Linked DNA regions of Homo sapiens: region 2 is linked to region 1. A link is a loop called in an ENCODE intact Hi-C map of the cell type or tissue named here. Cell type or tissue: endothelial cell of umbilical vein. All regions are shown on one strand. Each heading gives the region's core, and the rest is flanking DNA. Links, peaks and the distances in the headings are about the cores only. Region 1 has its middle 41 kb from the start of WDR1. Region 2 overlaps WDR1 (WD repeat domain 1).

Region 1 (2,910 bases), core at 206-2,705:
GCTGATTGTGCTGAGGCTGGGCTGTGTGATTCCCCTCTTAAGGATGGTTGGCTGGGTGGGACTACAAAAGCAACTTACGGGCCAACCAGGGTTTTCCTAACATCCTTTGACACATCAGTTCTGCTTTTCTGAACTTGCATGGTGAATTGTGAGGAAAGACTAAACTTGTACAAAATCCTTTGACTTAAATGTGCAATGAAGACTATAGAAGATGTGATGTTTTCTATTAGACAAATGTCTCATCTGTTCCAGGTGGAAGTAGATAGGAGTCATCACCTGAACTCGCTTGTTACTTGACTATGCTGTTATTGAGTACGTTTTAGTGTCTTAAATACAATGAAAGTCATTCTCAGAAAACATTAACTGTCGGCTTTCTCCCAACTGAAGAGCTTATGGGCTTTCCAACAAGACCATCTCTGCTTGTCAAGACACCTTGGAATGGAAAGTGAATGCTGCTCTGCCTCATTTCCCATCTTTTATTTCTAATCCCTAAAGGAAGGGGACTGAACTACAGAAACCACTCTATCCTGTTGTTGCATGACAAGGGGAGCCTGATCTGGACAACTGTTTCTTAGCATTTCCAACTTGGAGTTTGATATGTCTTAATCCTTAGGAGCTACATGTGGCCCCAGGAGGACTGAGCCAGCAGCAGGTGCATTGGATGAAAGTCGATGCAGGGGGGAGACCAGGGAAGAAGCAAACTCCATGACAGGAAGAGGGGGGTTCAGCTTTCAGGTACAGTGTCTGATCACTGGCAGTCAGCACTTGACCTGTTCTAGAAATGGCTCCTGGGGCTGCTGTGATCATGCTTGTAGACAAAGGAGCCAGCCTGGCTTCCTGGGAAAAGGACTAGAAGCCTTGGGTTCCTGGAGGTGGCCTTGAGGACTCTAGGGATAAAGGGATCTGATGGGAATACTTTACCTTGGAATGCAGCCGGAGGAGCCATCCTAGGCAGTGACCCGGGAATCCTTCAGTGTACTTTGTGAAAGAGGCTGTCTGCTGTCATAACTGATCTCTTCCATACTTGGTGGTTTTTCCTTCCCAGGCACTAGTATTACATACATCTTGTTTCTTAAGTCACTACTTGGTAAGAGAAGCGTTGCCTCAAAGCAGGTAATTCTGTGTACTGTGAACCTAGAGCCACCAGGGAAGGCCACACTTCTCTAACGGTGAAGTGAGTCTGCCCAGGCAGTCATCTCCAGTGATGGGTCCTGGAGGCTCTGCCCTCTGTGGCCTGGGGTTGCTGCTGTGCCCCTTACAAGACAGCCTGCTGTGTGTGGCTGCCATCTCCTAAACTCAAGTTTGGCTCATTTTCTTTGAGCATGGGTGATATATCTTTTTCCTTTCCTAGGAGAAGGGGTGACTTCTAAATAATAAAGTTCCATTGTTGCTAGGGCACATGATCTTTGTTGGGTGGGGTGATGTCAGAATGCTAAGTTCCTAAGAACTTACCATTTCATTGTCTGTTGTGATGCCTCATGGCCACCAGGTGGTGCTTAAGGACCCTCAGCCAAGGGCCAGAATGGAAACAAGCTGATGGCTCTTGGAACTCCTGGACGGATTTGAGGAATACACTGGGGGAGGAGTTCTTGTTACTCTTATCATTTTCATTAGATTCGTCTGGATCCTGTGTGAACTAATGCCATCCCCCTGAACAAATGGCTTCTGAAATGTGGACAATTCCTGCCTGGGGAGGCAGCCATGGATGAGCAGGAGAGCCCAGGTTCTCCTGCCTGGCAGGAGTCTGAGCTCAGTGCTTAGAGGCTGCTCTGCGCACCCCACCCCCACCCCCACCCCCACCCCCACCCCCACCCCCACCCACCAGGCCGGGCACCGTGCTAAGCAGGCAAATGTTCTCAGTGTTAGGCGAGCATCCCATGTTACAATCACGTGATCCCAGGTACCAAGTTTGTTTGCAGTAATTTTCACGGAAAACATGAACACAATCAGCTTGGCTTATGAACTATTTTTTGCCGTGGAAATACGTACAAAGCCTGCTTTGTTCTGTAGACTAGTATCACATGACATTGGTTAGAATGTAAACTTGAAAAACATCCAACAGACTTAAACTCCTTACAACATAATTTATACAAAGAGTTTATAGTCTTCAGGACTGAGAACAAGAATAAAAGACCGTTTTTACTTGGTAACTGTATTGCTTAAATTATAACATTTCGTAACTACATTAACTATTGTCAAGTAAAGTGGAAAGAACACAAACCATGATGGACATGCTTTTACATAAAAGCACCTCCTAGGCAACTCTGCCCTTCAGGAAGTGTTGCTCACCTAGAAGGCTGGCACTGCTGTGTGAGCGGTGTTTCCTAGTTATGTAGGCTGGCCTGATGAGCTATGTATGGCAGCACTAGCAGGACCTGCTCGAAACGACAGAACTCTCCACAATACTTTGAGAAATGATTCCACATCCTAAAGCCCAAAATCATGAAAATTGTCTCAAAGTTGGGGCTTTTTTCAAAAACTCAGGTCAACCATGCCATTCAGCTGCTCCTTTGTGGGTCCCCTCAGATTCTGTGGGTCCCCTCAGATTCTGTGGGTCCATGTCCACAGGTGACTCGTTCAAAACACTAGTCCCAGGCAGCTCTCAGCAAAGGTGGTGGGGGTTGCACACCTGCTCCAGCACAGAGGCCTCCTGGGGCTCTTGACAGGGCAACAGCTGGGGCTGCATCTCCCTTGACATCTCCTATTTTCAATGGAGAAGCGTCAGGTGACTATGCCCTAAGTGTATGCAGGCCAGGCAGATGTTGGGGTGCCCTTCCATCAAGGTCTGGTGGGGCTTTCTCTGAAAGGATATATGGCTGCTGTCCTGGTCCGTGGAGATGACTTTGTAGTAGCTGCCTTAGAGACGCCTTCATACAAAGGCTGAGCAGTGGGGTCCTTCATATTCTTGTA
Region 2 (2,910 bases), core at 155-2,654, 68 kb before region 1:
GACTTATAGCCCCTCATTTCAAGTTTTTGTCTAACTCCGGAGTGAGTGTGGATGGACTGACACGTGGACTCGGCCAAATTCCCACCACTAGGCCGGGAAACACGCTCATACTCACTGCGTAAATCCCACCGTCGTGGGCCTTGCTTCCGCCCAGCGCGCACACCTTCTCCCCAGTCTTCCCGTCATAGATGTATATCTTCCAAGAAATAAAAACATGTGGGTCATGTGTGTGTGAACACCCTCTGGAGTAAGCAGTTTCTCCATGGACTGTGGCTGTAGAAAACCGGGGCTCACAGACTAAGCTCCCAGTGTGGTTTAAAAGCAGACATGCATTTACTGGGCTCTGACGACGAGTCTGCAGATGTGGGGAGGGCGATGTCTAAGTTCTGCATGTCAGGACTAGCATTAGGCAGCCTGCGGCTCTGAGCAGTCACGGGAGCAGGCAGACAAGCCATTCCCCACCCCAAAACCCATCCCAGTTCTTACCTGGCCGTCAGCACTGGCTGTGGCAAATCTGTTCCCATCAGGAGAGAATCGCACACAGTTGACAAAGCGGCTGTGGTCCTGCAGGAAAACAATTACCTGCCTGATGAGGGGCCGCAGGCCTGACTCTAGGTTCAAGAATGCTCTCTATGAAACACAGCTTGCAGCTCCAGCTGTTCATCAGTGTGAACTGTTAGTCCACTGGAAAATTTCAGAGCTTAAAAAAACATCCTGGGCAGTCCCTTAGTGGAGGGGCAGGAGTCTGCTCCAGCCTGCCTGCCATGCTGACCGCTCTACCTGCTGGGAAAGCTGATTAGCCCGAGCGAAGGCAGACCACCTCCAGTTATGCCCCCCCCAGTGAGGTGCCCCCAGCAGCTGCCCTCTTCCCTCTGGGCTCTGAAAGAGCTCAAGCCCCAATCCTTAAGCTTCACGATGGCTGAGACCAGGAGGCCTCTTCCTGGAGGCACCAGCCCTGTCTGGCTCTGTTGCCCAGGCTGGAGTGCAGTGGCACAATCTCTGCTCACTACAAGCTCCGCCTCCCGGGTTCACGCCATTCTCCTGCCTCAGCCTCCCGAGTAGCTGGGACGACAGGTGCCCGCCACCACGCCTGGCTAATTTCTGTATTTTTAGTAGAGATGGGGTTTCCCTTTGTTAGCCAGGATGGTCTCAGTATCCTGACCTCATGTTTCCCCGCTTTGGCCTCCCAAAGTGCTGGGATTACAGGAGTAAGTCACTGCGCCTGGCCAATAATTAACTTTTAAACAAAGTTAATGATTATGACCTTCATCAAGAACAAGAGCCTGAGCGACTAAAAGGAAATGACATGACTTCCAGGGGCGACTCTGTTACTCGAATAAGGAAATGAATGCATTCTTTCCGCAGTCAACAAGAGTTTGTATCAGAGACTGATCCTTAAATAAGCAGTTGTAAAGCTGCCAACACCTGCCCTGCCCTCTTGCTGCCCACCTGCAGGCGGCGCTAACCCGGCAAATGCACATCCAGTGCTAACAACTCTCTTGGCACAGGAAGGGCTCGCTGCTCAGCAGGTACGAACACTAACCTTCAGGAAAAGCAATTCAACCCCAAGGCGGATAAGCTGCCCCGCGCTCTAAGTAAATCACGGACTTAATTTTAAAGCATGAGCTACCTGTGTGGGGGACCTGCCTGTGTTTGATTGTGTAATGTTTTCAGTTGAATTGTGCCTCTCCAAAAGACATGCTGAAGTCCCAACCCTGGGACCCAATGAGACCTTATTCAGAAACAGGGTCTTTGCAGATGCAGTCCAGTTAAAATGAGGTCATTAGGGCAGGCTGTAAATCCAGCAGGACTTGGTGTCCTTTTAAGAGGGAAATCTGGACACAGATACAGAGTTGGGGTGAAGCTGGAGGCAGAGATGGGAGTTCTGCTCACAAAAAGTAACCCCCAGGGCTGTCAGTATCTGGGAAAGACAAGGAAGGACTCGGAGTGCGTCCCTGCCCACACCTTGACTACAGACTTCTGACTTCCAGAGAATAAATTTCCATTGTTTAAGGCACCCAATCTGTGGCTTAACAAACTTTGTTATGGCAGCTGCGGCACACTAACACATGTCATCAATGCTGCCTCTGACACTCATGTAATAACCCACCAAGGTGAGCTGTGCCCATTTCACCAATGAGGAAACATAGGCCCAGAAAGAGGAATCAGGTGCCTGGGGGTCCCAAGGGCCACACTCAAGGAAATCGATGTCCCCACAAAGTCCGTCAGAGTCAGCAGAAGATACAGACACCGTTCAGTCTGGCAATGTCCCCAGGGCAGGCAGTTCTCGTAGAGAGGCCACTCCCCGCCCCAGAAATCTCTCTAGGCCCAAGAGTGATGCGACCCCAGACCTGTGGCACAAAAGCAACCCTGGGCTTCCTGCACTTCAAAGATTAAACCATTTCCTCCAGCCAACAACCCAAACTTGCTTGCCTCAGGTAAGCCCTCCTCAGGGTGCTGCCAAGACCTGCTCACGGCTGGGGTCAGGCTGGACACAGGCCCAGCAGGCCCTGGCCCTGCACCTGAACCAGGATCTCCCACCTCATTGACCCGTGTTTTAACTTAGATGAAAGCCGGAGAAATCACACATTCTGACAAGGGGAGTCCCAGTGCTCCTCGGGAGCTACTGAGGGCGACGACAGTCACGTTTCCATCCCAGTGGATGAGCAGATTGTCCTCCCTGCCTCATTTCAGGGAGTGCTGTCATGGTGCTTGCATTCCGTTCTATGACTGAAGAGCTCGTCCTCTGTAGGTTGTGGTCACCGCCCAAGAGGACAGGGATGGAAGCACCAGGCTGGCTCAGTCTGAACTTGGGCTCAGGTCTGTGATCAGCTCATGAGCGATGGGGCTGGCGAGCCCTTTGCCTGCCCCCCGCACCTGGGTGCTGCAAGGCTTGGCCAGGCAAGGCAG

Evidence for each region. A loop is a pair of places that touch in the nucleus more often than their neighbours do. Peaks named below come from ENCODE experiments on the same cell type or tissue, not always from the same donor. Only the 100,000 strongest peaks of a DNase experiment are listed, where the experiment ranks them.
Region 2: a loop joins it to region 1, with 2.6 times the contacts of the local background. A loop is called at or near these places in 3 of 110 quality-filtered maps.

What each region holds. Positions count from the first base shown.
Region 1 is chr4:10,156,462-10,159,371 of GRCh38, forward strand. No RefSeq gene overlaps it. Among named protein-coding and RNA genes, the nearest start is that of WDR1, 41 kb to the left of the region's middle. In endothelial cell of umbilical vein, for the core only: a CTCF peak has its summit at 1,492 (motif pointing right); a DNase peak (open chromatin) is centred at 1,510.
Region 2 is chr4:10,088,178-10,091,087 of GRCh38, forward strand. WDR1 (WD repeat domain 1) reads right to left here. Exons shown (of 15, transcript NM_017491.5): 6 at 487-564; 7 at 116-196. Among named protein-coding and RNA genes, the nearest start is that of MIR3138, 11 kb to the left of the region's middle. In endothelial cell of umbilical vein, for the core only: a CTCF peak has its summit at 1,458 (motif pointing right); a DNase peak (open chromatin) is centred at 1,444; H3K27ac peaks cover 1,127 bases.